2 separate regions of the Homo sapiens genome follow, and region 2 is linked to region 1. Evidence: read pairs that join two places in POLR2A ChIA-PET (ENCODE). Cell type or tissue: IMR-90. All regions are shown on one strand. Each heading gives the region's core, and the rest is flanking DNA. Links, peaks and the distances in the headings are about the cores only.

The links. ChIA-PET counts read pairs that join two places held together with the same protein. Peaks named below come from ENCODE experiments on the same cell type or tissue, not always from the same donor. Only the 100,000 strongest peaks of a DNase experiment are listed, where the experiment ranks them.
Region 2: POLR2A ChIA-PET joins it to region 1 with 10 read pairs; 4 of 35 experiments call an interaction of 5 or more read pairs at or near these places.

The regions. Positions count from the first base shown.
Region 1 is chr7:40,002,080-40,017,420 of GRCh38, forward strand. The region is part of intron 5 of CDK13 (cyclin dependent kinase 13); the gene reads left to right. Among named protein-coding and RNA genes, the nearest start is that of CDK13, 59 kb to the left of the region's middle. In IMR-90, for the core only: no CTCF peak of the experiment used is centred there; a DNase peak (open chromatin) is centred at 6,332.
Region 2 is chr7:40,053,421-40,068,761 of GRCh38, forward strand. CDK13 (cyclin dependent kinase 13) reads left to right here. Exons shown (of 14, transcript NM_003718.5): 8 at 9,406-9,507; 9 at 9,603-9,680. Among named protein-coding and RNA genes, the nearest start is that of MPLKIP, 74 kb to the right of the region's middle. RefSeq lists a silencer at 2,284-2,523. In IMR-90, for the core only: no CTCF peak of the experiment used is centred there; no DNase peak of the experiment used is centred there.

The DNA of each region.
Region 1 (15,341 bases), core at 1,518-9,517:
TTGCTAACTTGGAAATTTTTTTTATAGATGTGACTATTTGAGTAATTACAAACTATTGCTCTAATCGTGAAACTATATTTTTAAGTTTGGTAGAGTTGAATAATGAATTGATTTACTTTAGTGGTTTTTGAGTAAACTTCGTAAAGGGTATTTGCCAATATTACACATAAAGTATTCACTAGTAATATATGTTTTATTGGGCATCAGTGTATAGTTTTTAGTATTCATTTTTTAGTAGTTGAAAAACCAGTTCATAGTAGTAGTATTTTTACCCTACATTTTTATGTTACAAATGCCTTAACATATAAGGAAACTTTACAGTAGGCATATGTATTATTTCTGAAAGTGTGGAGGCAAAAATCATACTTGAAATTGCCTTTAATAATCTATAGTGGGGTATGTATATATGTATAGTTATTATTTAGCAGAGAAGCTGACAAAAAATTAGCCTGCTTATTAAAGTAGTTATTATAGGGCATATGATGGGTGAAAGCAGTGCTCTACTGTTGGTATGTTTTACATCTTCGTAAGATTTTAGATTTAAATCTTCATAAAATCTTAAATCTTATATTTTAGATGTAAATATAGGATCTTTATATAAATCTTACATTTAAATCTTTATGAGATTTTAGAACCAAAGTTTACTGACTGTATTCTGAGGTTTGCAAACAGCAAAACTTTTTCTCAAACTAAATCTAACATAAAGCAGACACAGTGTCTCACATCTATAAGCCAAACACTTTGGGAGTCCAGGGTGTGAGGATCACTTGAGCCCAGGAGCTCAAGACCAGCCTAGGTAACATAACGAGAGCCCATCTCTACAAAAAAAAAAAAAAAAACAACCAGAAAATTGGCCCTGCTTGGTGGTACATGCCTTTGGTTCCATTTACTCAGGAGGCTGAGGCAGGAGGATCTCTTGAGTGCAGGAGATAGAGGCTTCAGTGAGCTGTGATTGCACCCTGCACTCCAACCTCGGTGACAGAGCAAGACCTTATCTCTAAAAACGAAAAGAAAAAGATTAAAGTAGGTATGTTCTGATTGAACATGGTACTTAGACTCCTGTCTTCCCCAGCTACACACACACACACACACACACACACACACACACACACACACACACACACACACTCTCTCTCTCTCTCTCTCTTACTCTGTTGAGGGACACAATTCAAAATGATTGATAAACTACATGGTAGTTATTTTGCATAAAGGAACTGTTTGAAAGTACAATATGGAGTTCAGAATCATCATTTTAATTGATGTCACTTCTGTTAGTTTTTGTCCCTAGTAAAGCTTTCATTTCTCAGCCTGACTTTTACCCTGGTTTGTCTTTTTAACTTTATTTTTCATTACTACTTATTGTGTGGTTGATGGGGTACTGGTGTGACTTAAATTAGAATGTCTGGGTCTTGAGACTTAGTGTATTAGTGGTGTGGCCTTATTAGCAAGACTTTTAGCCCTTTTGAGTCTGTTATCCCTTCATCCATAAAAGGGAAACATTGTCTTTCATAGTTAGAATTAAGACTTTTAAACATGAAAGTTTGTGCAAATGCTGTTTGTTTTGCATTAACCTCAGGCTCTAGCCAAATCAGTGTATTTGATTTTCCTCCAGCATACCAGGGACGTCCTGCTTTTTTGATCTGTGAGATCACCTCCCTGCCTACTTCTCCAATCCCATCTATGCCATTTTGATTGCCCACCAAGCTTGACAGACACACACATACCCACACACTCATTCACACATGCACGCATGCACAATTTGAAAGGCTAATTTCTCACGCCTGAGGTCTCAGCCTGAATGTTGCTTTATTCATTAGTGAGGCCTTACCTGATCAGTCTTCCCACTTTCTACTACGTATAGACACAGACAATTTAATGTTTCCTAATAAGTGGGAATAATTATAATGGTTTGTTACTTGTTTCTGTACAGATAGCTGGGAACCATACCTGTTTTCTTCACTGTTGTGCCTCCTACCTAGCTCAGTGGCTGGACCATAGAATGTGCTGAATGACTAATTGTTGAATGAATATATGAGCTCTATTTTTTTTAATAATCCTATTTATACTTTAATACTTAAACAGTACTACTTGTGAATATATTAATAGTCTTCCTGGTATTATAATTATGGTCATAATTTATTTTCTTTATCAGGTTATAAATTCCCAGAGCCTTTGTATTTTGCTTTGTTTTTAGTTTTGTTTCTCCTCAGTGCCTAGCGCTGCATTTCAGAAATCATAGATTTTTGTGTTATTTGCACCCTTCATCATCTTTCTTCCTACCATAATCCTGTTTGTAATTCTATGCATCATGATAAATAAGAATGTGTTCTACTATGTGAGAAGTTACATGTAGGTACCTAGAATTACTTAAATGCATTAGAGAATGTGAGAGGTTATAAAATTTAAAACATAATTATTTCTTAAATGAATCTAATAATTTTGATGGGAACTATGATGAAGCAACATGATTTTCCGAAAAGGGAACTAGATTTGAAGTCTAATCCTGAGCATGCTAGCTGTATGACATTACACTAATTGTGATTGCCATGCTGTGTGGTATTAAACTAAATTTGATTGTCTAGTTAGAGCATAAAGACAGTTCAATAACACTGGTTAAATGTTATGGGCTAATCTAAAATGAGTGTATTAGAACATATAAACATTAAAAAGCAAAAGTTAAACAATGTAAATATGCAAATTAGAAACAATACAAAAATCAAGTAAAAATATTAACTTTTAAAAATATAAACATTTGCACTGTTATAACTAACTAAGCTATTAGTTGTGTAAGAGAAACATCATAAATGCCTGGCATAGTGGCTTAAACCTGTAATCCCAGCACTTAGGGAAGGCCGAGGTAGGTGGATCACCCGACTGAGGTCAAGAGTTGTTTGAGACCAGCCTGGCCAACATGGTGAAACCCATCTCAACTAAAAATACAAAAATTAGCCAGGCATGGTGGTGCATGCCTATAGTCCCAGCTACTCAGGAGGCTGAAGCAGGAGAATTGTTTGAACCTGGGAGGTGGAGGTTGCAGTGAGCCGAGATTGCACCATTGCACTCCAGCCTAAGTGACAGAGCGAGACTCTTGTCTCAAAAAAAAAAAAAAGGAAAACATCATAAATATATTTTTTTAAAACTTAGCTTTACTTAAAAATGAGAAAAAGTTAATCACGAAGGTTATTAATTTCAATTAATTATTTAAAGTGAATTTTTTTTTTTTTTTTGAGACCCAAGTCTTGCTCTGTTGCCCAGGCTGGAGTGCAGTGGCATGGTCTCAGCTCATTGCAATCTCTGCCTCTCAGATTCAAGCTATTCTCGTGCCTCAGCCTTCCAAGTAGCCAGCATTACAGGTGTGTGTCACTACACCCATCTAATTTTTAATTTTTATGTTTTTAGTAGAGACAGGGTTTCGCTATGTTGGCCAGGCTGGTCTGGAACTCCTGACCTCAAGTGATCTGCCTGCCTTGGCCGCCCAAAGTGCTTAGATTACAGGCGTGAGCCCCTGTGCCCTGCCAAAAGTGAAATTTTATTGCGTCTTAAAAAAGGAATTATTCTTAAGAAACAGAGGGTTAAGTGGTATCACCAAGTCATGGGTATATTTTTGTGTAGAAACTTGCAGATGCTGAAGAAGATTTTTCTTGTTTTTTGTTTTGTTTTTTCTTTGAGACAGGGTCTCATTCTGTCACCCAAGCTAGCGTGCGGTGGCATGCAATCAGGGCTTACTGCAGCCTTGACCTCAGGCAGTCCTCCTGCCTCAGCCTCCCAAGTAGCTGGGACCACACACGCATGACAGCGTGCCTGGCTAATTTTTTAAAAAGTGATTTGTAGAGATGAGGCTTGTCATGTTCCCCAAGGCCGGCGTCAAACTCCTGGCTCAATTGATCCTCCTGCCTTGGCCTCCCAAAGTGCTGGGACTGGCGTGAGTCATCACACTTGGCCTGAAGAAACTTTTTCTAAACTAATTGGGTGAATGGACAGGGGATAAACTGATTCTGAAATTTCCTCCTAACGCTTTCATCTGCATATAGTTTCATCTCTTTTAATCACTTTGAGGGGAACTTTGAACCTTTTTGTCTGATTTTTAATCTTTTATTGTTAGCAAGGTGGGGTTTTGGGATCAGAGAGAGCCTTTCGTGTTCCTCTAGGTACTCAGTTTCTTCATGTATGGAAGGAGAGTGGGATGCAGTTACTTACATTAGTTTCAGTATTTATGTTCATATTTGACTGTTCAAAAAGTCTTTGAACTGTTGGGTGTTTATACTGCAACAGATTATGGATGGAGATGCATTTGCTGAAAATAAAAGAATTATTTTGCAACATAAGCTTTTCTTTGTTACTTTCTTCCTTTCACTGAGGATTACAAAGTTGTAGAAAAATACTTTCTGAATGAGTAAAATAATATTTAATTAAATATTAAACATTTTAGTGCTGTTTATAATTCTCTGGGTAGGCTGAGTGTGGTGGCTAACACCTGTAATCCCAGCACTTTGGTTGGCTGAGGCGGGCGGATCACCAGAGGTCAGGAGTTCCAGACCAGCCTGGCCAAGAGGCCAGCTGGGTGTGGGGACACACGCCTGTAATCCCAGCTACTATGGAGGCTGAGGCAGGAGAATCGCTTGAACCCGGGAGGCAGAGGTTGCAGTGAGCCGAGATTGCGCCACTGCACTCCAGCCTGGGCGACAGAGTGAGACTGTGTCTCAAATTATCTTGCTAGAGAAGATTTTTATGCTGTATGAAGTAAAAACTCGAGTCATTGATCTTTATTTCAAGATGTAAATATTTCAGTATTCAGATTAAAAAAATTCCTAAACTGAAATGTACCAGTCTCTGCTGGTAAGACCTACACATTAACATTCTTCTTTTTCCTCTTCTGCCCTACCCTCAAAAAGGTACTAACTCTGCATAGTAACAGTACTACACAGAGGGGTAGAATCCTAAAACTATGAATCTGTGACCTTATACCTTAACTGTAAATTTCACATAAAATCTTCCTACTTAACAGTGTTTTGGTACTTAAACTTAACATGGTATCCTGGACACCCAAACATCAGTATTATAATTACTATCCCGTAATTAATTTAGCTATAATACTTGGAATATTAGTGTTTTTATAATGAGGGAATTTGAGCACTCTAGTGTGGAATTTTCCTAAAAATCAAGAAGACAGTATTCTATAGCAAATGCTTGTGGCAACATGTCACTGTTTGGTCCGGGGAAGAAGTCCTCACATGTCACTCCCTGTGTACTCTCTGATTCCCAAACAGTGTTAGGTGCTCCTGTATACTTGAATTGCATGTCATACGTAATTCTGTAATAGTACTTTCATATAACTTGTATTTTTGCTTTGGTTTGTTTTTGTTTTGAGACGGAGTCTCGCTCTGTCACCCAGGCTGGAGTGCAGTGGTATGATCTTGGCTCACTGCGACCTCTGCCTCCCGGGTTCAAGTGATTCTCCTGTCTCAGCCCCTGAATAGCTGGGATTACAGATGTCCGCCACCACACCCAGCTAATTTTTTTCTATTTTTAGTAGAGACGGGGTTTCACCATGTTGGCCAGCCTGGTTTTGAACTCTTGACCTCAAGTGATCCACCCACCTCGGCCTCCCAAAGTGCAAGGATTACAGGCATGAACCACCGCGCCCAGCCATAACTTGTATTTTCATATAACTTGTCATGTTTTCATATCTTATTCTTACTGTATTTCTGAGAGCAGGGACTCAATTTTATTCTTTGTGTTCATTGTGTGCAGCACACAGTTGATTATCATTAAATTTTGAGTAAGTGAATGAATGAAATGGAGAGGTAGGAATGTTCTGTGGAATAGGTGGAATGTTAAAGGTGGGTGCAGTTTGGATAGGTATAGTGGAGGGCATTCTAATTATTAGTGTCATGACTTGTTTTTACAAGACAATGAAAGATCGGCATATCTCCTAAAGAATACCTAGCTTCCAAATTATTTACCTTGTGTTTTTCTAGGTCTGAATTTATATTCCCGCAGTTTAGAACTGCTGATATCTCCTGAGGTTTGAGAAGAAAGCAACATTGATTTGTTCATTCTTTCTTTCCACAAATGTTTATTGTGCTAGTTTCTAGATAGATCTGGGCTGGCCAGTGCAGTAGCCACTAGCCACATGTAGCTATTTAAGTTAATTAGTATTACATAAAATCAAAAGTTTAGTTCTTTAACTGCACTATTCATGTTCCAAGTGCTCTGTAGCTACGTGTAGCTACTGGCTACATTTTGGACAATGAAGTTACAGAACATTTTCATCATCTTAGCATTGAATAATGTCCATCTAAATACTGGGGATATTAAACAAACAAACATCTGGTCCCTGACTCAACCTAGTTTCTGGAACCAGAAGAATCAGCAAACACTGCCAGAACTGAATCAGACTAATACATGAATGACAAACCTGTTTCTGCCTAGAGATTTTTCTTTATTGTTAGTTAATCTGTAATTGTTGGAATTTCAGTTGAAGGTGTTGAGTTTCAAAAGAAGTGAAAAAACTTAAACAGTAACTCACTGTGGAACCTACCCAATAAGTCAGGGAGCTTTGCTAAGGAGTCTGTTCTTAGCAACTGTAAACTATGTATCTTTTTTTCCCCTCCTAAAAAGAGAAATGAACTTGCAGGGTTTTTTTAATTGAAAATAACATGTTCCTGTAACAGTGCGGCTTCCAGCAGCATGTTAAGGCAGGGTTGAAAGTCACTCATAAGTTACTTTATCATGTTATTCATTATGTTATGTAAAAGATAAAACTTACAAAATAGTCTGCGTTCTACATTTTATTTTTATCTGGAATTTTATATCAAATTTACAATTAAGGTATAAGGTCAGGCATTCATAGTTTTAGGATTCTGCCCCTTTGTTGGCATAGTACTGTTACTGTGTAGAGTTAGTACCTTTTTGGGGGTGGGGCAGAAGAGGAGAAAGAAGAATGTTAATGTGTAGGTTTTCTTTACTTGATGATAAAATAAATATTTGTCATATATTTGAAAAACAAAGTGTAAAAGAGAAAATAAGATGACCCAGATAATGTCACTATCATCATTTGTCTATATTTTCCTCTAGTGTCTCTTTTCTCACATCTGTATGATTATTGATTACCAAATGGAAGGTTCTGCTTCTTTTATTGTCTTATTTAATAAAATGCTTTTGTAATGGCATAATGTCACTTGGGTGAAATGTAGCCTGAACTATATTTTATTCCTCCATTTTGCATATTTAAGTTCCTTTAGGCATTTCATTATAGTTCCTTCTATTGAAGTTTTATGCTTGGATATTCTAGCAGGTACCTGCCACTATTCATATGCCTTTAGTTAAAGCAGAGGCTTCATGTGCTAAGAAAAGTCCTAATCAATTCTGAATTACTGGTTTGGTTAGGAATGAAGAATTGAGGACAAAAGTCTTACATAATGAGCAGCTGTTGCATCAATCCTAGCAGTCAGTGGGTCATAGATACTAGAACCAGATTTCCTTCCATTCTGAATGTCCTTAGGGGTAAACATTTCTTTTTTTAACATTTGATTATTTCCTTAAATAGATCAATAGGAATTGAATTGATAGACCGAAGTTTTTAAATTCTGAAACTTCTTGACATATATTACCAAGTTGTTTTCCAGAAAAAAGGTGCCAATTTATACTCCCAAATCCAGGGTACACTCAGCAACCTAGAAGTAGAAGGGAACTGCCTCAACCTGATAAAGGACATCTTATGAAAAACAGGGATATCTGCTTCTACCACCTGTATTCAGCATTGTACTAGAGGTTCTTGCCAGGGCAATTAGTCAAGAAACTGAAATAAAAAGTGTCCAAATGGGAAAGGAAGAAGTAAAACTGTCTTTAGTTTGTGTGTGTGTATATTTATGCATGAGAAAATCCTGTGGAATCCACCAAAACAGTGGACGCCAACCTTTTTGACACCAGGGACTGGTTTCATGCCATTTTTCCACAGACTGTGGGGGAGGTGGGGATGGTTTTGGGGTGATTCAAGCACGTTAGATTTATCGTGTACTTTATTTTTATTATTATCGTAATATAATAAAATAATTAACAACTCACCATAATGTTGAATCACTGGGAGCCCTGAGCTTGTTTTCCTGCAACTAGATGGTCCCATCTCAGGGCAATGGGAGACAGTGACAGATCATCAGGCATCAGATTCTTGTAAGTAGTGTGCAACCTAGATCCCTCACATGCACAGTTCATACTAGAGTTTGTGCTCCTATGAGAATCTGATGCTGCTGCTGATCTGACAGAAGGCGGAGCTCAGGCAGTAATGCGAGCAGTGGGGAGTGACTGTAAATACAGATGGAGGACCAGGCGTGGTGGCTCACACCTGTAATCCCAGCACCTTGGGAGGCCAAGGCAGGCAGATCACTTGAGGTCAGGAATTCCAGACCAGCCTGAACAACATGGGGAAACCCCGTCTCTACTAAAAATACAAAAATTAGCTGGGCATGGTGGCATGCACCTGTAATCCCAGCTACTTGGGATGCATAGGCAGATTTCACTTGAAACTGGGAGACAGAGGTTGTAGTGAGCTGAAATCATGCGTCTGTACTCCAGCCTGGGTGACAGAGGGAGACTCCATCTCAAAACAAAACAAAAAACAGTTGGAACTTCGCTCACCTGCCACTCATCTGCTGTGCGGCCTGGTTCCTAACAGGCCACAGGCCAGTACTAGGATTGGGGACCCCTGCACTAAAAAACTGTTAGAACTAATAAGTAAGTTCAGCAAAGTGGCAGCATAAAAGATGCAGAAATTGATTGTTCTGTATACAAGTAATGAACAAAGTAGAATTAAGAAAACAATTTAAAAAGGCCTTAAAGAGAATAAAACATCTAGAAATAAATTGATAAAAGAAGTGCAAGACATGTATCTTGAATACTAGAAAACATAATTGAAAGAAATTGAAGACAATGAAAAGGCATTCCATGTTCATCGATTAGAAAATTCAGTATTATTAAGATGGCAGTACTTCTCAAAGTGATCTACATATTCAACACAATTCCTATCAAATCTCAGCTGACTTCAGAATCTGACAAGCTGATTCTGAGATTCATATGCAAATTCAAAGGAGCTAGAATAACCAAAAGAATCTTAGAAGAACAAAGTTGGAACCCTCACAATTTTCAATTTTAAATCTTCCTACAGGCTGGGCACGTTTGCTCATGCCCATAATCCCAACCCCTTGGAGGCCGAGGCAGGAGGATCAGTTGAGTCCAGGAGCTTGAGACCATCCTGGGCCACATAGTGAGACCCTGTCTCTATTTTTATAAATTTACATAAATCAAAATCTTCCTACAAAGCTAGAGTGCTCAAGATTGTGTGGTACTGGCATTATGATAAACGTATAGATCAATAATAGAATTGAGAGTCTAGAAATTAATTCCACACATTTTATAAGCTCAACTGATTTTCGACAAGGTGGCAGGATGATTCAGAGGGAAAGAATAGCTTTTCAGCAACTGGTGCTGGGATAACTGGATATCCACACACAGAAGAATTAAGTTGGACCCCTTCATACCTCATACAATAATTAACTTAAAATGGATCAGTGACTTAAATGTAAGCACTAAAACCATAAACCTATTAGAAGAAAAGGTAGGAGTAAGACTTTATGATCTTGGATTGGGCAGATGCTTATTAGATATGACACCAAAAGCAGGGGCAACAAAAGAAAAAAAATAGATAAATTGAACTTCATCAAAATTACTTTTGTCCTTTAGGTGGATACTATCATCAGCATGAGAAGACAACACTTAGAACGGGGAAGATATTTGTATATTGTATATCTTATAAGGAACTTGTATCTTAAATGTATAAATAACTCTTAGAACTAAATAATGAAAAAAGACAACGTGATTAAAAAGTGGGCAAGGGATCTGAACATATATTTCTCCAAAGAAGATATGCAGATGGCCAATAAGCACATGAAAAGATGTTCAACAACTTAGTTATTAGGGAAGTGCAAATCAAAACCACAGTGAGTTACCACTTTATATCCATTAAGATGGCTATTATAAAAAACAAAACACCACCAACAACAACAAAAAAAACCCTAGGAAATAAGTGTTGTCCAGGATGTGGAGAAGTTGGAACCCTTACTCTTTGCTACAGAGAGAGTACAATGGTGCAGTTGCTTTGGAAAACAGTATGGCCTTTCCCCCAAAAATCAAAAATAGAATTCTAGAAATTCTACTACTGGATCTCCAAAAGAATTGTCATTAGGTGTGGTGGCTCATAGCTATAATCCCAGCACTTTGGGAGGAGGCCAAGGTGGGAGGATAACCTGAGGCCAGGAGTTCAAGACCAGCCTGGGCAACATAGCAAGACCACATCTCCTCAGAAAATTAAAAAATTTAACCAGGTGAGGTGGCACATGCCTGTAGTCCCAGCTACTCAGGAGGCTGAGGTGGGAGGATTGCTTGAGCCCAGGAGTTTGAAGCTGCAGTGAGCTATGATCACTCCATTGCACTTCAGCCTGGGTGACAGAGTGAGATGTTGTCAAATAAAACATTTAAAAGATAATAAAAAATCTGAAGGCCGGGTGCAGTGGCTCACGCCTGTAACCCCAGCACTTTGGGAGGCTGAGGTGGGCGGATCACCTGAGGTCAGTTCAAGACTAGCCTGGCCAAAATGGTGCAACCCCGTCTCTACTAAAAATACAAAAATCAGCTGGGCGCAGTGGTGGGCGCCTGTAATCCCAGCTACTTGGGAGGCTGAGGCAGGATAATTACTTGAACCCGGGAGGCGGAGGTTGCAGTGAACCAAGATTGCACCACTGCACTCCAGCCTGGGCGACCAAGTGAGACTCTGTGTCAAAAAAAAAAAAAAAAAGGGAAACAGCATTTCCAAGAGATTTGTTAAGCTCATGTTCATAGCAGCATTATTCACAGTAGCCGCAAGGTGGAAGCAACCCAAGTGTCCTTGGATGGAAGAATTGATAAGCAAAATGTGGTGTGTACCTACAATTAAGTACTGTTAAGCCTTGAAAATGAAGGAAATTTTTACACATGCTTACAACATAGATATATCTTCAGGACATGCCAAGTGAAATAAGCCAGTCACAAAGATAATATATGTGTGATTCTACTTATGTGAGGTACCTACAGTAGTCAAATTCATAGGGACAGAAAGTAGAATGATGGTTACTAGGGGCTTAAGAGAGAGAGGAATGGGGAGTTACTGTTTAATGAGTTTCAGTTTTGCAAGATTAAAAGAGTTGTGGAGAGGGGTGGTAGTCATGGTTGCACAACAGTATGAATATGCTAATGCCACTGAACTGTACATTTTAAAATGGTTAAGATTATGTTGTGTGTATTTCGCCACAATTTAAAAAAATTAAACGAGATGAAGTAATACATGCTACTATTTGGGTAAACCAAGAAAACGTGCTAAGTGAAAGAAAGCTAGTCACAACAGACTATGTATTATATGATTCCATTTATATGAAATATCTAGAATAGGTGCCAAATATTATCAGAATATAGATTGGTGATTGCCAGAGACATGGGGAGGGGATTGGAAATGGAGAATGACTGCTAATGCGTGTGAGGTTTCTTTCTAGGGTCATGAAAATGTTCTAAAATTCATTGTAGTGATGATGGTTGCAGAACTCCAAGTACACTCAAACCAATTGAACACTTTAAGTGGTTGAATGTATGATATGTGAATTATATCTCAATAAAGCTGTTATTTAAGGAAAAAAACGATAACTAGCTCCTATGAATTCTGTGTTTAATGAAAATAGAGTCCAAATTGAGAGGGATAGACGGGTGAGGGGTGTCTCTGTTATAAAAGATGAGACTGTAAAGGTGCTAGACGTTTGAATACTATGCCAAGGAACCAAAATATCAAAAAACTTCTACTTTTTTCAAAAAATAATACAGTGCTTATTGTACATTTCAACCAGCATTTATAGTAATTTTATCTTTGGGCATTTGATAGGCAAAAAATGCTGTCTTGTCTTTTTTTTTTTTTTTTTTTTTTTTTTTGAGACAAGCATTTCACTCTATTGCCCAGGCTGGAGTGCAGTGGTGCGGTCTTGGCTCACTGCAGTCTCCGACTCCCGGGTTCAAGCGATTTTTCTGCCTCAGCCTCCTGAGTAGCTGAGACTACAGGCAAGTGCTGCCACGCCCAGCTAATTTTTGTATTTTTAATGGAAACGGGGTTTCACCATGTTGGTCAGGCTGGTCTCGAACTCCTGACCTCGTGATCTGCCCGCCTCAGCCTCCCAAAGTGCTGGGATTACAGGTGTGAGCCACTGCCCCCAGCCTGTCTTGTCTTTTTAATACACATTTTTTAATTTCTGTGGAGCTTGAATAGTTTCTTATACTTAGAGGCCATGTGTATTTCTCTCTCTTTTTTTTTTTTTTTTTTTGAGATGGCCTTGCCCTGTCACCCAGGCTGGAGTACAGTGGCACAATCATCTCAGCTCACTGCAGCCTTGACCTCATGTGCTCAAGTGATCCACCTACCTCAGCCTCCCGAGGAGCTGGGATGACAGGCACATTCCAGCACACCTGGCTCATTTTTGTAATTTTTTGTAGAGATGTGGTTTCAACATGTTGCCGAGGCCAGTCTCGAACTCCTGGGCTCAAGTGATCCACCTGCCTTGGCCTCCCAAAATGCTGGGATTACAGGCGTGTGCCACTGTGTCCAGCCCATTTATATTTCTTTAACCATACATTTTCATGTTTAGGTCCTTTGCTCTTTTTTAACTAGGGTATTAGTGTTTTTCTTAATTGATTATAATTGTATGTTTTACATAGTAATAATGTTCATCTTTTGAGTAACATTGAAAGCTGTTCAGGCATCTGGTTTTCTGGCTCTCAGTGTTTTTCTTATGTTAGTGATCAATAAATTTTTTTGAGGGGTGAGTTGAATTGAGAAGAAAAATATGTATAAAATAGATTGTAGTCTGTTTCAGAATAATCAAATAATTAGTAGAAGATGATAGAGGAATGTGTTTTAGTTAAGATACACCAAATAATGTCTTAAAGGAAAAAAGCTCAAATCTTAATTTGGAATGACTTTCTTCTCTGGGTTTCAAGGAAATGTAGAGTTAGTACCACGTTTTGAAATTTAAAGAACGTAGAACAGAATGTGTTAGATGCACATCAGGAGATGACACATGGCAAAGGGACTGTTAGGAGTTTAATGGAAAGGGAAACTGTGGGCAAGTAGGGAAGGGAGTTGGATAGGAATGGAAAGTAGGGTGGGGAGTACATTTCCCATGTCACTATTTCCTGAACAGTGCAGTAGAGCACTAGAAATATGTGCTCTTGGAACAGGTGGTATAAGGTAATAGTGATGGTAATATGTATAATGGGTTAAGAGCATGAATTAGAATCCTATACTCTGTTTTCTTCATCTGCAAAATGGGGTAATAATGACTAACTCACAGGTTTGTTGTAATTATTTAGTGATATAGTGCATGTGAAGGACTTCACATAGAATATGGCACATAGTAAGCACACATCAGTAAAGTTTAGCTTGGTAGTAGATTGATTTTGAGGGCAGAATTAGATTATTAATACAATAATTATTAGGCAGGTAGGATGGAATTTTGGAAGAAATAAAAATTTTAGTTTTAGTCCTCTAGTGAAATTTTATTATGTGGAGATCAGACCTCAGGAATGGAGTTGATCCAGAAGTTTAAAAAAAAAATTTTTTTCTGAAAGCTTAGAAGCAGTCTCTAATTGTGAAGAGTTTCAGTCACATCTGACTAGCTGTGAGTAATTGGTTAACCCACCAGAAAGAAAAAAACGAGTCATTGGTTGCGATCAAACCCAAACTGGCAGTGAAAGGAAGACTGACAAGTGAAACTCAAGAGCAGATAATAAGGGAAATGCAAAGAGCAGATGCCTTGGTACAGGTTAGAAATGGAGGGTAGAAGAGGAAGTTAAGGAGCAGATACTGTTGAGATTGAGATAACTATAGCCAACAAGAACAGATAGAATTCTGCAGTTAAATTCTGCACTGGGAGAAATGCCAGCAGTGAAGGGTGGAAGTGGCAGAGTGCCATTTAGAGCACATTAAGCTAAAAGATACTTGTTACGTTGCTGTGCAGTTTTTGGTACCTCTTGGAGGAAGCTAATGATTAACTGCTGTTTCTTCATTGTGAAAAGTAGAGGACAATGAGGCTGGGGGATTGTTTTACTTTTGCCACACAGTAGTTATGTCAACGTGGGCAAATTATTTATTGTCTCTGAGCTTGAGTGTTACAAGAAGATCATTATACTTTTTGGGTTGTTGTGAGACCTAAGTGAGACAATATGTGAAGTATTTTCACCATTCTTCATGATTACCATTAGAGTCTACCTATATGTACTAGATGTCACTGTTACTATGCCATGTGATAGGAGAGACTTTATATAGTAGTTGATCCATCATACAGTTACCATATAAAACTTCCAGGTTTCTTACTTGTTTTGGTTTGTGTTTAGAATTTTGTTGAAAGTCAGATGTTAAAGTTTGGGAGTACCAGGTGTTATGTATTTATAGAAATACATCATCTGATGTTGAGAAATATGAACTGTGGCATAACTTTTAAACAAGGAGGCATAGTTCTTCTTTATACCTCATTAAAGATTTACTATAAAAGTACATAAGGTGGGGCAAAAAGAAGAAAATAATTTCTGGTAAATGTAAGAAAAAAGAAAAAATATCCAGCCTCACTATAATAAAAGAAATGTAATTTAAACGATACAAACTTTTTATCTCTCAAAAGTGGTAGTGTTTTAAAAAATTTTTCTCGTTTGTTTTTTTAGAATTATAAAATTATATTTGGTTTAGTTAAAACAATGGAAATATGGAAATAAAAAGCATAAATGGATAGAATGGGAATATGCATATGTAGCAGATAAGAATACCATGGCCAGTGATGAAGAGACACCAGAGTCACGTTTTTTCAGTTTCCACAAATTTTTTGTGCAAAACAAGCATGTGCATTATTCTATTCATGAATTTTTTCAAAATTGAGGCATTAATATGCAATATTCTGCAAAATAGATATTTTTATATGCCATGATATAGCCACTTAAAAAACAGAGATAGTATTCTGTAATTCTATAATTTGGATATATTTTGTATTTTATTAGGCTTGCCCATATAGATGAATATTTCGGTTATTGGTTTTTAGCGTCTTCCAACAGTGCTTTACCAAACATCGTTAAGTGTAAATCTATGTGTATTTGTTTGGGACTTTCATAGGATACATTCATAAAACTGGAATTGCTAGTTAGATGATACAATTCTTTTGTATATTAATAGTTATAGCTAAATTAACTTATAAGGAAGTTTATTCAATTTTTTTACATTCTAATAA
Region 2 (15,341 bases), core at 7,108-15,107, 57 kb after region 1:
TCTGGTCTTTCTCCCTTATGGTCTTCTCTTCTGCCATTCCAGCCCCCCTGATAATAGCAATGTTGAACTATTTGTAGTTCCCTAAACTTGCTGTGCTCTTGAATGCCTTTGTGAATCTACATAAGCTGTTTCTTTTGTATGTAATTATACTTCTCACCTGAGTTTGACAAATTTTTTTTTTCTTTCAGTGTGCAATTCAGGCCCTACCGCCTTTGAAATCTGTCCTGAATCCCACAGGCATCATTGGGCACATCTTCTTTTATGTGTTTAGAGTATATTATTCATTCTATGTATTATTTATAGTACATGATTATAATTTATATTACCACCATTTTTCTTTTTTTTTTTTAAGAAAAAGAAGGGAAAAGGAAAGAACAAACTTAACTAACGTTTGTGTACATCACTTTATTATACATAGTTTCCTTTCACAAGAATTATTTTAAAAGAAAGTTGAGATGGATGATGTAGGTATCATTCTTATGTACATTTTAAAGTTACAGAAGTTTAGAAAATTTAAGTGCATTTGCAAGATCACACAACCAATAAGTAGTAGAGCTCAGGATCTTTTGACAGAAAGATTATTTTCATTATATGGGAGTGCTTCTCTGGTAAGACTCTGAATTCAGCCTTGATTACCTAGAAGTATCTTCCAGGTAGAGAACTCTAGGGGCCTCTCAAGTCTGCTTTAGAGGTACCATTAGGCTGATGGCAATTTTTAGAGTTCTTTTTTAGTAAAGGGTCTGCTGAATTTTGCTTTTTGTCTTTGCATCCTCCAAATATATTTTTGACAAATGAGTTATGCTGTAGGTTTAATCTTCCAGCAGATTAGGAAGTTATGTGATATTTCTACTTTTGAATCTCCCTTTGTCATATTGGATTTAATTATATTTTAAGCAGTTTGAAAGCTCTTGAAATATCTAATGAGAAATCTATAAACAAAAAATATTTTGATAGCAACAAATATTTAAAATTACCTGTAATTTTTCCCATGAAAGTTATATTAAAGTCTGATGACTTTTTTTTTTTTGAGATGGAGTTTCGCTCTTGTCTCCCAAGCTGGAGTGCAATGGCGCAGTCTCGGCTCAACCCAACCTCTGTCTCCTGAGTTCAAGCGATTCTCCTGCCTCAGTCTCCCAAGTAGCTGGGATTACAGGCACCTGCCACCACACCCAGCGAATTTTTGTAATTTTAGTAGAGATGGGATTTCACTGTGTTGTCCAGGCTGGTCTTGAACTCCTGACCTCAGGTGATCCACCCACCTTGGCCTTCCAAAGTGCTGGGATTACAGGGGTCAGCCACGGCACCTGGCCTGACTTTAAATTTTAATACTTGGTTAATCACTTAAGGTTTAAGGAAAAACAAAAGAATTGTTTGATTTTGTTTTCTAATGTGTTACTTTCCTGGCAGACAAAGAAATAGTGTCTGCCTTCTTTTAAAAAATATTAATGAGATTTACAAATGAAAGTATTTAGCAGAAGGACTGGCCTTGGTGTCTCTTGCCTGTAATCCTAGCACTTTGGAAGGCCAAGATGTGGAGATTACTTGAGCCTAGAAGTTCGAGTCCAGCCTGGGCAACATAGTGAGATCTCTATTTTAAAAAAAGTAGAAATTGAAATGCACAATAGTTAACGTTGAGACCATTATTTTTGGGTCTTTACAAAGTTTAGTTTCTTGCCATCCAATAACAACTTATTGAAGTTACTAAATTTTGTTTTCCAATTTAATGGCAGAAGGACTGTGTGTGTGTGTGTGTGTGTGTGTGTGTGTGTGTGTGTGTTTTCCTGGGTTATTGAGTTTATTGCTTGGAATTGATCTAATTATGTAAAGTGGAGTGGTTCATTTCATTTTTAGATTTTTCTTTTTTGTATGTACACATTTATTTGATAACATCTAAGAAGTCGACTATATGTTTTTCAGTCCTGTTTCTTTTTCATTGTGAGTTAATTTGCTTTTTGTGCAAATACTGGGTATAGACACACCACAAGAATGTAATTTGTTTTTTAATCCATGAAAGAAAAAAGCATCGTATATGTAGTGTCACATCAGTTTGCTTCTTCTTTGTGTGATCTAAACAAGATCATCTCTACGATGTTGACAGTTGGTAGCCAAATCTAATAGCGCAAGTTTGAAATTCATTTTTGAGGATTCTGGATTTTTTTTTTTTTTTTTTTTGAGACAGAGTCTTTCTTGCTCTGTCAACCAGGCTGGGGTGCAGTGGTGTCATCTAGGTTCACTGCAACCTCTGCCTCCTGGGTTCAAGCAATTCTCATGCCTCAGCCTTCTCAGCAGCTGGGATTACAGGCATGCACCGTGATACCTGGCTAATTTGTTTTGTATTTTTAGTAGAGGTGGGGTTTCACCATGTTGGCCAGGCTGGTTCCGAACTCCTGGGCTCAAGCAATCCTTAGGCCTCTGCCTCTCAAAGTGCTGGGATTACAGGCATGAGCCACCACGCCCGGATGGATTTTCTTTTATTTGTCTGTCTTTGGATAATGTATTTTCATATTACAACGTGCTTTAATTTTCCTGGGCTTTAAATTTCCTGGAACCAAAACATAGTTTCAGTCTCTTTTACTTTTGTCTTTACATTTGTAAACGGTTAACGGGATTTAATATTAGCATCCTAATCGTAACGTGGATTTTTGTTTGATAGTATACTATATTACTGAATTGGGTGATACCTGAAATTGTCCTTATTCTCTTCTGACTCCACCTACGTTGGAACTTGCTTTTATGATTAAATACTTCTGTCTGCACACTTTCTCAATATTTGCTTCTTTTTCATTAGAGAGGTAGAAAGTGAGGCATGGTACCTATTATGCAAAATTTTTGAGTAAATCAGGTGTTTTTCCTTGTCCTTAGTAACGGTCATTTTCATTTGTCTTTTGTCATTGTTACCTTTTAAAAGCTTTTTAAAAAATAGTTTATTAAAAATATTTAAAATACAATTAAAGTACCACTAACTTCTTTAAAGTTTTCTTGCCAGCTCTGTTCTCTCCCTGGCTTTATCCCCTTTCTCTGGAAAATGAACATTTGCTCACCCGCCTCAGGGAACTGAAGGTTTAGTGTGATTGGAACAAAAACCAAATGATAATGGATTTTATAGGCCTTGTGTAGGTATTCTCTAGATGGAAGCAATGTGTACTATAGCCATAACATATTCATGTTTCATTTCACGCTATCACTTTGACTGCACTTTGGAAAGTGGTTTGGCCTTATACGTCTGGAAGCAAGAACAATCACTTAAGAAAGCTGTTGCAGTAAATCTAAATAGGATGACTATAGCTAGAACCAAGGAATGGGCACAGGTAGTGGAAAGACAGATTAATTATATCATAAGGATGTAGACTTGTTAGACCTTGATGGTTGAATGTGTTGTGAGATACATCCCTGCCTCCACCCCCTACTGTAAGGTTTCTGCTTAAGCAACTGGATGAATGATTTGTTGGTTAGGATAGTCTAAACTTTTGTAACAAAGAGAACCACAAAAGTTAGTGGCTTAAAGAATGAGAAGTTTATATATGTATTTCTCACTTAATAATCTTGAGTGGTGGCTGGGCGTGGTGGCTCACGCCTGTAATCCCAGCACTTTGGGAGGCCAAGGCAGATGGATCACCTGAGGTCAGGAGTTCAAGACCAGCCTGGCCAATATGGTGAAACCGCATCTCTACTAAAACTACAAAAATTAGCTGTGTGTGGTGGCAGATGCCTGTAATCCCAGCTACTTGGGAGGCTGAGGCAGGAGAATCGCTTGAACCCAGGAGGTGGAGGTTGCAGTGAGCCGAGATCACGCCACTGCACTCCAGCCTAGGTGACAAGAGCAAAACTGTCTCAAAAGAAAAAAAAAATTTTGAGCAGTTGTTGCTTACCCCTGTGCACAATTAAGATTATTTAACCATACCACCAAGTCAAATGGTGACTGCTTCAATACAGCTATTCAGAGAAGAAGACTGGAAGATCTGTCATCTTCTACACATGCCTTCCAATGCTGGTGCCAGAGGTGAGAAAAGAGGAGGGAGGAGAGTAATGAGCCAGGCCTAGAAATGGCACTTATCACACGTGCTTATGTTCCACTGGAGAGCACTTGGTCATGTGGCCACACCTAACTGCAGTGAGGATGGGAAATGTAGCAGAGCTGGACAGCTGCCATAGAAGGGAGGAGTAACAGATTTTTAGAGGGCAGCTATGAGTATCTGCCACGAATGGTGAGGCTGTTTGCTGAGACAGTAAAGAAGAACAGAGATGCATTTTTTAGCAAAAGGTAATAATGTAGGTACTTATAGGACTTCTAAATTTGCTTGTGTAATAAGAATGGGCAAGTAAGACAGCTGATCTTAGATGACAGCATCAGTTGGGAAAAAATTGGTTTTGTTTCTCTATAGCACTGTGATGATAGAGGAATTTAAAAGTTATTTTTCTTGGAAGATATCAAAAGGAGAAAAACAGGAGTTCAAATAGGGGGAAAGAACATGAGAGAAAAGATTGTGTTTATTGTTATGTAGTTATGTTATATGAAAGTATTAATAAGTTAGGCAATGCATATGTAGGGTGAGGAATTTAAAATAGCTGAGTGCTACAAAGCAAATAAAATAACGACTATAGTGTCAAAGTAGGGGTGGTAGTGGATAATTGGGTAATTTTCGTTAGGGGAGTTAAGATAGGCCTCTTTTAGGAAGTAAATTGGAGCTAAGACCAGAGTGATGAGAAAGGGAAAACTTAATGAAGACCTGGGCCAAGAACATTCCAAGTACAAAGGAGAAGGAACTCAGTACGGCCTGAGAACAGACTTGGGAGGTTTAAGGTCAAAGGTTGCCCAGTGTAATAGGAGGTAAGATCCTTGCTGTACAGTCTTATCAACTGAAGTAAAGTTTAAATTTTATTTGATTGCAGTGGGAAATCACTGGGCAGTTTTAAGCAAGCAGTTGATACCTGGTTTTATGCTTAATAAAAAAACTGAAAAGAAGTTAAGGGTAGCTGGGCATGGTGGTGCATGCCTGTAATCCAAGCTACTCCAGAGGCAGGAGAATTGCTTGAATCCAGGAGGCAGAGGTTGCAGTGAGCCAAGATTGCACCACTGAATTCCATTCAGGGCAACAGAGCGAGACTCTGTCTCAAAAAAAATAAATAAAATAATAAAAACAAAAACGGGCAGGGCGGGCGGGGGGGTGCAATTAGAGATGGAAGCCAGGAAACCAGTTAAGATATTGTTGTGGTCATACCAGTGAAAAGAATAATGGCTTGGACTAGGTATTTGGATTGGGGATCTATTTTGGATGTAGAATTGGCAGAAGTTGTTTGGAAATTTGAGGGAAAGATGAATCAAGAATGACACTTGGATTTTTGACATTAAAAGCTGGGTAGGTGTTAGAAAATAGATCCCAGATTTCTTTTGTAGGTTTGATAGATTTTTCTGCAATGGATTGTGAATGTCTTAAAGATGACATGGCATTTTGTGTATATGATGAATTTAGTTTACTGAAGACTCTCTTTGTCTCAAAACAGTATGAATTATAGTATAAAAGAAGTACATGGGGGGGTTGCCTTCAAGCAGGAAGAAAGAAGTACAGACTTTATCATATGTTGTTGGAAAAATGAAACATTTTAGAGCTGGTTTAGGTATTTCATTTTATATGATTTTTTTCACTTAGAATGGTCTTTAACAAAGGCAGCAACCCTGCTTTATAAATTTTAACTGAGATTATCTAGAACCCCCAAATACTTCAAGGATCTAGGATTTTGTTCTGTTTTTCTATATATATCTAGACCAGTAGGAGGTGGAAAACGTGCCAGCCAAGGGGCACACTCCTTATCACACTGCTTGGTTTGTTGTGGATACGGTGCAGCTTATCAGGCCTTAAGGTAGGGAAGGCCATAACCGTATCTCATCTTCCCTGCCCTCCATCTCTGGAATTCCTGGGATTGCTTTTTGTTTTTTGTTTTGTTTTGTTTTGTTTTTTGAGACAGAGTCTCGCTCTGTCACCCGGGCTGGAGTGCAGTGGCACGATGTCAGCTCACTGCAACCTCTGCCTCCAGGGTTTAAGCAATTCTCTGCCTCAGCCTCCCAATTAGCTGGGATTACAGATGCATGCCACCACGCCTGGCTAATTTTTGTATTTTCGGTAGAGATGGAGTTTTACCATCTTGGCCAGGCTGGTCTTGAATGCCTGACCTCGTGATCCACCCACCTCGGCCTCCCAAAGTGCTGGGATTACAGGCATGAGCCACTGCACCCAGCCTTCTTGGGATTGTTCAGAGGCAAAGTATTGGAATCTATCAATGAACAGATAGTCTTTGATCTCTACTCCGTTGACACTTCCTTGAATGTAAAAATAATTTTTAGAGTGTGGTACTTTTTGTTTTATAAAAAGTATGTATCAGTCTGAATGTTTGTTTGCTTCATAAATCAAAACATTTCCATATTTTTGAAATTACATCAGTGTTTTAAAATTCAACTTCCTAGATTAAATTTTACAGTTGAATGTTTTGTCTCAGTATTTTGCCTAGTTCTTATTTCTTGTCTAACAGAAACTAAGCATTTGGAAAGGCCATTAATTAGTACACGTTAAATATTTTTCTGTACAGTTAGAAATATATTTCATGTGGTTTTGTGTTTATTTTTGAAAATTTACTATTTTCACGTCTGAATTAATAAAACATTATAGCAATTAATAAAAAGTATATTCTAGTTTGCTAAGGTGACTGCTAAATATTGCATTAGATGATGCTACATATTGCTTAGAATTTGATATACAATATATAAAATAATCTTTTACTTATTCCTTTTTAGTCACCTGAATTTGTTTAGTTTCTCTACGATTCAACATACTTTTAATTTTTAAGATTTTTTAAAAAATACAAGACACTAAAAATATTTTTTAAAGTAAAATAAAAATTAACTATTTGTAGATAGATTTATATAAATTTAAACATTTCCTTGAGCCTAGTTATCCAGTTGCACTTTTATAACACCATTGTATAGGTTTGATATACTCATAGATCCTTGATGTGTTTGAGAAACTAGTTGTCATAATTTTTACAAATTTTGTTCTTCCACCCAGTAAATCATGTGTCATCTAAAGTTAGAGGGCAATATACATTAAGGTGCCTGACCTGTGCCCAGCATTGTTTGGGCTTTGTGTGTGGGGTTCATAATAAAGAATGTTACGAGGTTTTTTAACTTTCTGGGAAAATACAAAATAGGGAGTTAAGACAGGTAAGTATGATGTAAATTTAAGAATGTGAAGATAAATATATTATTAATAGAGATTAGACTTTATGAATATGCATCTTTTACTGTGTTGTAAAGGAAGTATAGCACTTGAATGAGAAAAATAGGGAAAGGATTTTATTAAAAGGGGATAAGGCAGCTGGGCACAGTGGCTCACGCCTATAATCCCAGCACTTTGGGAGGCCGAGGTGCGCAGATCACCTGAGGTCAGGAATTTGAGACCAGCCTGGCCAACATGGCAAAACCCTGTCTCTACTAAAAGTACAAAAATTAGCCAGGAGTGGTGGCGGGTGCCTGTAATCCCAGCTACTCAGGAGGCTGAGGCAGGACAATCGCTTGAACCCGGGAGGCGGAGGTTGCAGTGAGCTGAGATTGCGCCACTGTACTCCAGCCTGGGCGACAAGAGTGAGACTCCAGCGCAAAAAAAAAAAAGGGCGGGGGGGCTAAAGCATAAAGAGGTGAGCATAATTTTAAAGAATTACTAAGTTCAGTTTAACTAGAGTAGCTAAAATTTGAAAGACTTGCTCATTATGTGAAGATAAGTGATTCCAGTAAACAAGCAAAAATCACTGAGAAAAGTACATTAATAATGTTAGAAAAACCTAATCTTAATTTACTATTAAAAATATTCATCTTATTCTGTCCTCTTTTCACAGTTTTTACCAAAGTCAAATGTTTTTGCTAGCTTTGGAGCACTGTTAACTATAGTCCTATCTGTGGTAATGCTATAATGCCCAAATTGATAGTTTTATAATGCTAGTGCTTAAGTTATTTGGAGAAATTTGGCTGGATGGGGGCAGAGCAGGTCAGGCAGATCTTACACTGCCTGGAACTGCAAATCTATAGGTGGCAAGAGGGAATTGCTTTCTAAATTGAATGCTCCATTTCCTTAACAAGACTGGTCCAGGACCAAGCCAAGCTTAGGTAAATGGGCTTGGAATACAGCCTTTCTGGGGAATTTGCTATGGCTTTTGAGTCCTTGTGATTTGGAAAACATCTGGATATAAAGAGATGTTTATAGCTGATCTGAATATATATGTGATCTCCCTGAAGTAAGTAACTACAGATCAGCCGAAGAACCTCCTCTGACTACTTAGGATTCTCTTCAAGCGTGTCAATCAGCTAGAACGTGACCATTCTCTGAGCGTTGAACACTTTACATTGCCAGATAATTTGTGCTGTTTTCGTCAAACCTGACCCTAATATAACTTGACTAAATAATCTTGTCTGTGGCAAATAAAGAGGTAGCAGTATATTTATGTCCTCTTTTCGGAAGGTGATAAAGGAATTATTTGATAAAGTACGATATGTATTGCTACTTTGCAGAGTAGACCTCAAGTAGATACTTGAGTAGACACTCTGCATTTGTGTGCTTTTTTCTATTCACACACTACAGTGGGTATGTGAATCAGTGAAAAATTGCCAAAAATATGATCAATTGAAAACTTTTGTTAGGTGGTCTTTATTTGAACTATATCTTGTCATCCATTAGTAATTTAGCAAGATTTGATCAGAACCAGTCAACGCTCTTTAAATCAGTTAATCCCATTAAAGGTTTTTATGGAAAGGAAAAACAGTGCTCAACAATTGAGTTGATACTAAAGCTTTGCTTTGACCAAATTGCAGTTAATACCAGTAAACTACTTTTTTTTTTTGAGACGGAGTCTTGCTCTGTCACCCAGACTGGAGTGCAGTGACGCTATCTTGGCTCACTGCAAGCTCTGCCTCCCGGGTTCACATCATTCTCCTGCCTCAGCTTCCTGAGTAGCTGGGGCTATGGGCACCCGTCACCACGCCTGGTTAATTTTTTTTTAGTACAGATGGGGTTTCACCGTGTTAGCCAGGATGGTCTCGATCTCCTGACCTCGTGATCTGCCAGCCTCGGCCTCCCAGAGTGCTGGGATTACAGGCGTGAGCCACCGTGCCCAGCCTATCAGTCAACTACTTTTTGTTTTTATCTTCATATATTAAGGGAATTTTTAGTTAAACAGGTTGCCCTCACATACATTTTATGATCTTATATTAGATACCTTTGGATGTCTGTATTTTTTAGTAGGCAGATGAAAGTGTTTTTAGTTAGGATTATAGGGATTGCTTTAGTAAAATAATATTTCCTCAGAGAATCTGTCTTACTCCAACAAATACTAACTCTAAAGACTGTTTTCTGTGTTTTTTAGTCGGCCGTATACTAACAAGGTAATTACTTTATGGTACCGTCCACCTGAACTGCTACTGGGAGAAGAACGATACACACCAGCCATTGATGTATGGAGCTGTGGGTAAGATAGCCTTATTTACTGGTTTATTTTACTTGAAACTTTTGGTAGTGAATTAAAATAGATCATTTGGTAATGACGGGTATTTTTTCCATTAGCTGTATCCTTGGCGAACTCTTCACTAAAAAACCTATATTTCAAGCAAATCAGGAACTTGCACAACTAGAATTAATAAGGTAAGCTGCTGATTATAATATTGGTGGGAATTGGGAGAGTGTCATACTCCACAGGAAATTTAAACTCTCCCAAGTTTGTCTTTTCAGGAAGAGAACAACATGGTTCTCTGGAGGGCTTATGACTGCTAAATGGAGGACAAACTGAAATGTAGGCACTTTGATACTTGTTCCAGTGAAATTAAGGATATCAAAGCCCCTGGGTGGGTGCATGTGTATGTGTACATGCGTGCGTGCATGTGTGCGTTTTTTTAAGTCAAAGGACTTGAGGCCCAAAAGATAAGACTGGCAAGGAAGAGTAAATGTAGGAGAGAATGAATGCTAGATACATATTTTTTAATTATGAAAGAAATGAAAAATTCATGTTTTGGGGTATTGTTTAAAAATACTCTTGTAAATACACATAAAAATATGTGTCTATATATGTGTGTATACACACTAAAATACATGCATATACCCCCTAGCGTAGACCTTCATTATTTGGAGCCTATCATAGGACCTAGTTCATAAGCAATTACTCATACATTTTAGTCGCTTTTCTCTTTATCTTTTATTTTATTTTATTATTTTATTTTTTTGAGATAGAGTCTCACTCTGTCACCTAGGCTGGAGTGCAGTGGCATGATCTCCACTCACTGCAACTTCTGCCTCCTGGGTTCAAGCAATTCTCCTGCCTCAGCCTCCCGAGTAGCTCAGATTACGGGTGCCCACCACCATGCCCAGCTAATTTTTGTATTTGTAGCAGAGACGGGGTTTCACCATGTCGGCCAGGCTGGTCTTGAACTTCCAACCTCAGGTGACTGCCCCCCGCCTCGTTCTCCCAAAGTGCTGTGATTACAGGCATGAGCCACCTCATCCAGCCCGTCTTATATTTTAAAATAATTTTAATTTTAAAAATGGGCTTTGGCCAGGCACGGTTTCTCACGCCCGTAATCCCAGCACTTTGGGAGGCCTAGGTGGGTGGATCACCTGAGGTTGGGAGTTTGAGACCAGCCTGACCAACATGGAGAAACCCTGTCTCTACTAAAAATACAAAATTAGCCCGGCGTGGTGGCCCACGCCTATAATCCCAACTACTTGGGAGGCTGAGGCAGGAGAATCATTTGAACCCAGGAGGCGAAGGTTGCTGTGAGCCGAGATTGTGCCACGGCACTCCAGCCTGGGCAACAAGAGCGAAATTATGTCTCAAAAAAAAAAAAAAAAAAAGGTGGGGGGGCTTCAGTTTCATATGTAATAATGTAAACGTGCAACTTATAAAATTTCCATGAAAGTTTCAAAATATATATGAAGTTTTTTAGGAAAGATATTGATAGGGGGTACAGATTTACAGAATTTTACTTTACCAACTGAACAAAATGAACATAAAGCAACAAATAGTAACCAGAGAAGGACCTCAACATCATATCATAAACAGACAAATTGAATCAAACTAAAAATCTTACTATTGCCCTTTTTGGTGGTTAGGCAAGGTTTTTACTATAGGGTACAGCAGGGAAAGATGAGTGCCCTAGTTAGAGCCTGCTTCTTCTCTGGGGATAACTTGGCTATAGTCAGAAGTACCCGAAGCCAGAAACTAGTAGTGCTTCAACTCCAAAGCAGCCAGTTGCCTCACTTTTAATAACATTATGAAAAAGAAGAAGGGAAGGGAAGGAGTTCACCTGAAACATAGAAAACTTTTATGTTACTTTTTTTTTTTTTTTTTCCTGTTTTTTGAGACAGTATCTCACTTTGTTGCCTAGGCTGGAGTGCATTGGGGCAGTCATGGCTCACTGCAGCCTTGACCTCCTGGAGCCAAACAATCCTCCTGCCTCAGCCTTCCAAGTAGCTGGGACCACAGGCATGCACCACCATGCTGGGTGATTTTTTTTTTTTTTTTTTTTTTTTTTTTTTTTTTGGAGACCGGCTTTCTCTATGTTGCCCAGGCTGGTCTCCAACTCTTGGACTCAAGCGATCATCCTGTCTCAGCCTCCCAAAATGTGTCATACCTTTTTAATTGTGCAATAGACAAGTAAAAAGGGTTAAGAAGAACTGATACTCTTGGAAAAAAGAAATATACCTTTCAGTGCTAATTGGGCATTTACAAAAGTTAGTTATATATTAATAGAGGAAGGAACTCCAAAACGTTGAAATACTATAGGCTAAATTCTCTAAAATAGAATAAAACTAGAAATTAATATAAACATGGAAACAACAAAGTCTCTTAACTATCTAAAAATTTACATATGCTAAAAAATCCTGGATTAAAGAGAAATCAAACTTTAAGACAGGGTTGTCCAGTCTTTTGGTTTCCCTGGACCACACTGGAAGAAGAATAGTTGTCTTAGACCACACATAAAATACAGTAACACTAATGATAGCTGATTGATAGGCTAAAAAAAAAATTCCAAAAAAAAAATCTCATAATATTTTAAGAAAGTATGAATTTGTGTTGGGCTGCATTCGAAGCCATCCTGGGTTGCATGCAGCCCATGGACTGCAAGTTGGACAAGCTTGCTTTAGAACATCTAGGTTTAAAAAGAGTGATAAGTATAAAAATCCATGGGCTAATAACCCTGTGCTTAGGAGAAAATCACAACCTTAAATATACTACTAAATAAGAAAAGGAAAGCAAATTAATTAAGCATTCTACAGACAAACTAGACAAAAGCAGCAAAATAAACCCAGGAAATAAAAATGAATTATAATACATAAAATGTAAAATTTATGAAGAAACCTATGATCTGGTCTTGGGTTTATTCACACATATATGCAATATAAATTAGTCTACTAGTTTAACTTCATATGAAAAGAGAGTATAAAGAAATTAAAAGACTGAATGCGGTGGCTCATGCCTGTAATCTCCGCATTTGGGAGGCCGAGGCAGGATCACTCGAGCCCAGGAGTTTTAGACCAGCCTGAGCAATATAGTGAGAACTTGTCTCTACAAATTAAAACAAACAAACAAAAACAACAACAACAAATTAGCTAGTCATTGGAGGGTGAGCATGTGGTCCGTACTACTCGTGAAGCTGAGGTGAGAGGATTACTTGAGCCCAGGAAGTCGAGACTGCAGTGAGCTAATGACACCACCGCATTCCAGCCTGGTTGACAGAGTGAGACCATGTCTCCAAAATAAAAAACCAGCCCCATTATTTTCTTTGATAAATTATTACACATCTTTTAGAAACCAGTACTTGTAATGTTCTTTAAACTATTCCAGAACATAAGAATAATTCAGTACAAGCTTTCTTATTCAGTCTTCTCTTGAAGAGTCTTATTAGATTAATTGATGCTCTTCATTCCCTCTGTAAAGAAAAACTGGCTTGATAACATGGCAAGCTGAATGCTTGTAGCTAGTAGGCTGTCACTTTCTAGTAAGACTATGTATTTATCCCACCAGTTGAAGAGTATGCTGAACAGGAGGTAGTTGTTAGTTTTCAATTTTTATGCTTTTTATTATTATAATTACATAGTTTAAGCGTAGATACAGTGCTTTACAAAAACTTTAAGACATTGCTGTCTAATTAGGGATGGACAAGTAATTGTGTAAGTTAGAAAAGTTATAAAAATCCAAGATGTGGTATTAGATTGCTTTGAAAGTGTTTTTAATTTCTAGATTTATTTAAAGAAATCAAAACTAAAAATCCTTGATGATGTGTTATGGGTGTGGTTTGTACAAGAGAGCTAATACAGAATTCCATTCAGTGAATCCTCTGTTTAAAGAGAAAGCCTTGGCCTTTGTCAGAAGATGGGAAAACAAATGTACATTTATAAACTTTCAGTTAAAATAAAATGTTTAAATTATATATCTGTGTATCTTTTTTTTTAAACGATTCCTTCTAACCTTTTTTTTTTAAACGATTCCTTCTAACCCATTTTTTTTTTGTTAAACCCAACCAGCCAACTCTTGGTCCTGATTGTATTGGAAACTAGGGCTTCTATTAAAGATAGTTAACATCTATTTAGTTCATATACAATATCAGCATTATTCGAAGAGTTTCACTTGAATTATCTCAGTTAAGCTTCGTAACAACCCTATGTCTTCTCTTTATAGTTAAGAAAACTGAACCTTAGAGAGGTGAAGAATTCGTCCAGGGTCATAAAACTAGCAAGTGGCAAAATTGAGATTTAAACACTGCTAGGTGTTACCTTAGGATCTAAACTTTTAACCATTACTCCAAAGTACAGGCTGGGTGCGGTGGCTCACGCCTGTAATCGCAGCACTTTGGGAGGCCAAGACGGGTGGATCACTTGAGCCCAGGAGTTCAAGACCAGACTAGGCAACATGACAAAACCCCGTATATACTAAAAACAAAAATTAGCCGGGCATGGTAGCACACACCTGCAATCCCAGCTCCTTGGGAGGCTGAGGCATGAGAATTGCTTGAACCTGGGAGGCAGAGGTTGCAGTCAGCCAAGATCGCACCACTCCACTACAGCCTGGGTGACAGAGTGAGAATTGGTCTCAAAAAATAAATAAATAAACTACATAGGAAATAAAACTACCTGGAATCTTTTCTTTTACAAAATCAATATGACACACATATCGGTACTTGACAAAGACAACATGAAAAATTTTATAAGATATTAGGCCGGGAACGGTGGCTCATGCCTGTAATCCCAGCACTTTGGGAGGCCGAGGTGGGAGGGTCACTTGAGGCCAGGAGTCTGAAACCATGCCTGGCCAACATGGTGAACGCCCCCATCCCCCATATCTACTAAAAATATAAAAATTAGGCTGGGCATGGTGGCTCATGCCTGTAATCCCAGCACTTTGGGAGGCTGAGGCGGGTGGATCACTTGAGGTCAGGAGTTTGAGACCAGCCCGGCCAGCATGGCGAAACCCTATCTCTACTAAAAATACAAAAACTAACCGGGCGTGGTGGTAGGCGCCTGTAGTCCCAGCTCCTCAGGAGGCTGAAACACAATAATTGCTTGAACCCAGAAGGCGGAGGTTGCAGTGAGCCGAGATTGCTCTGCCGCGCTCCAGCCTGGGCGATTGAGACTGTCTCAAAAAAAAAAAAAAAGAAAAATTGTATAAGATATTAATCCAAGAATTCTAAGGGAGGTACTAGCAAATAGTATCCAGCTTTTTATCACAAAGTTAACCTGCAGAAAAATGATGGGAGCTAAGATGATACAGAGGGTCAAGAAAGGTATCTCCCTTTAAGTGACATTTGAGCAGAGATCTGAATGAAGAAATGGCAAAGTAATAAAGACTCTGAGGCATATTTGGTTTTTTTTTTTTAGGAATATGTTCTCAGTGAACCATATGGGGGGAAAGCTTGGTTTATCCATTTTATAGCATGCTGTACTGTTACTAAGAAGGAAATAGTTGGTCAGGCACAATGGCTCACGCCTCTAGTCCCAACACTTTGGGAGGCCAAGGCGGGCGGATCACTTGAGGTCGAGTTCAGGACCAGCCTTGCCAACATGGTGAATCCCTGTCTCTACTAAAAATACAAAAATTACCTGGGCGCAGTGGTGTGTGCCTGTAATCCCAGCTACTTGGAAGGCTGAGGCAGGAACATCCTGCCTCAGGTAGCTTGAACCTGGGAGGCAGAGGTTGCAGTGAGTCGAGATTGTGCCACTGCACTCCAGCCTGGGTGACAGAGTGAGACTATGTCTCAGAAAAAAAAAAAAAAAAAAAAAAAAGGAAACAGTTGATTTGGAGATAAAGAAATG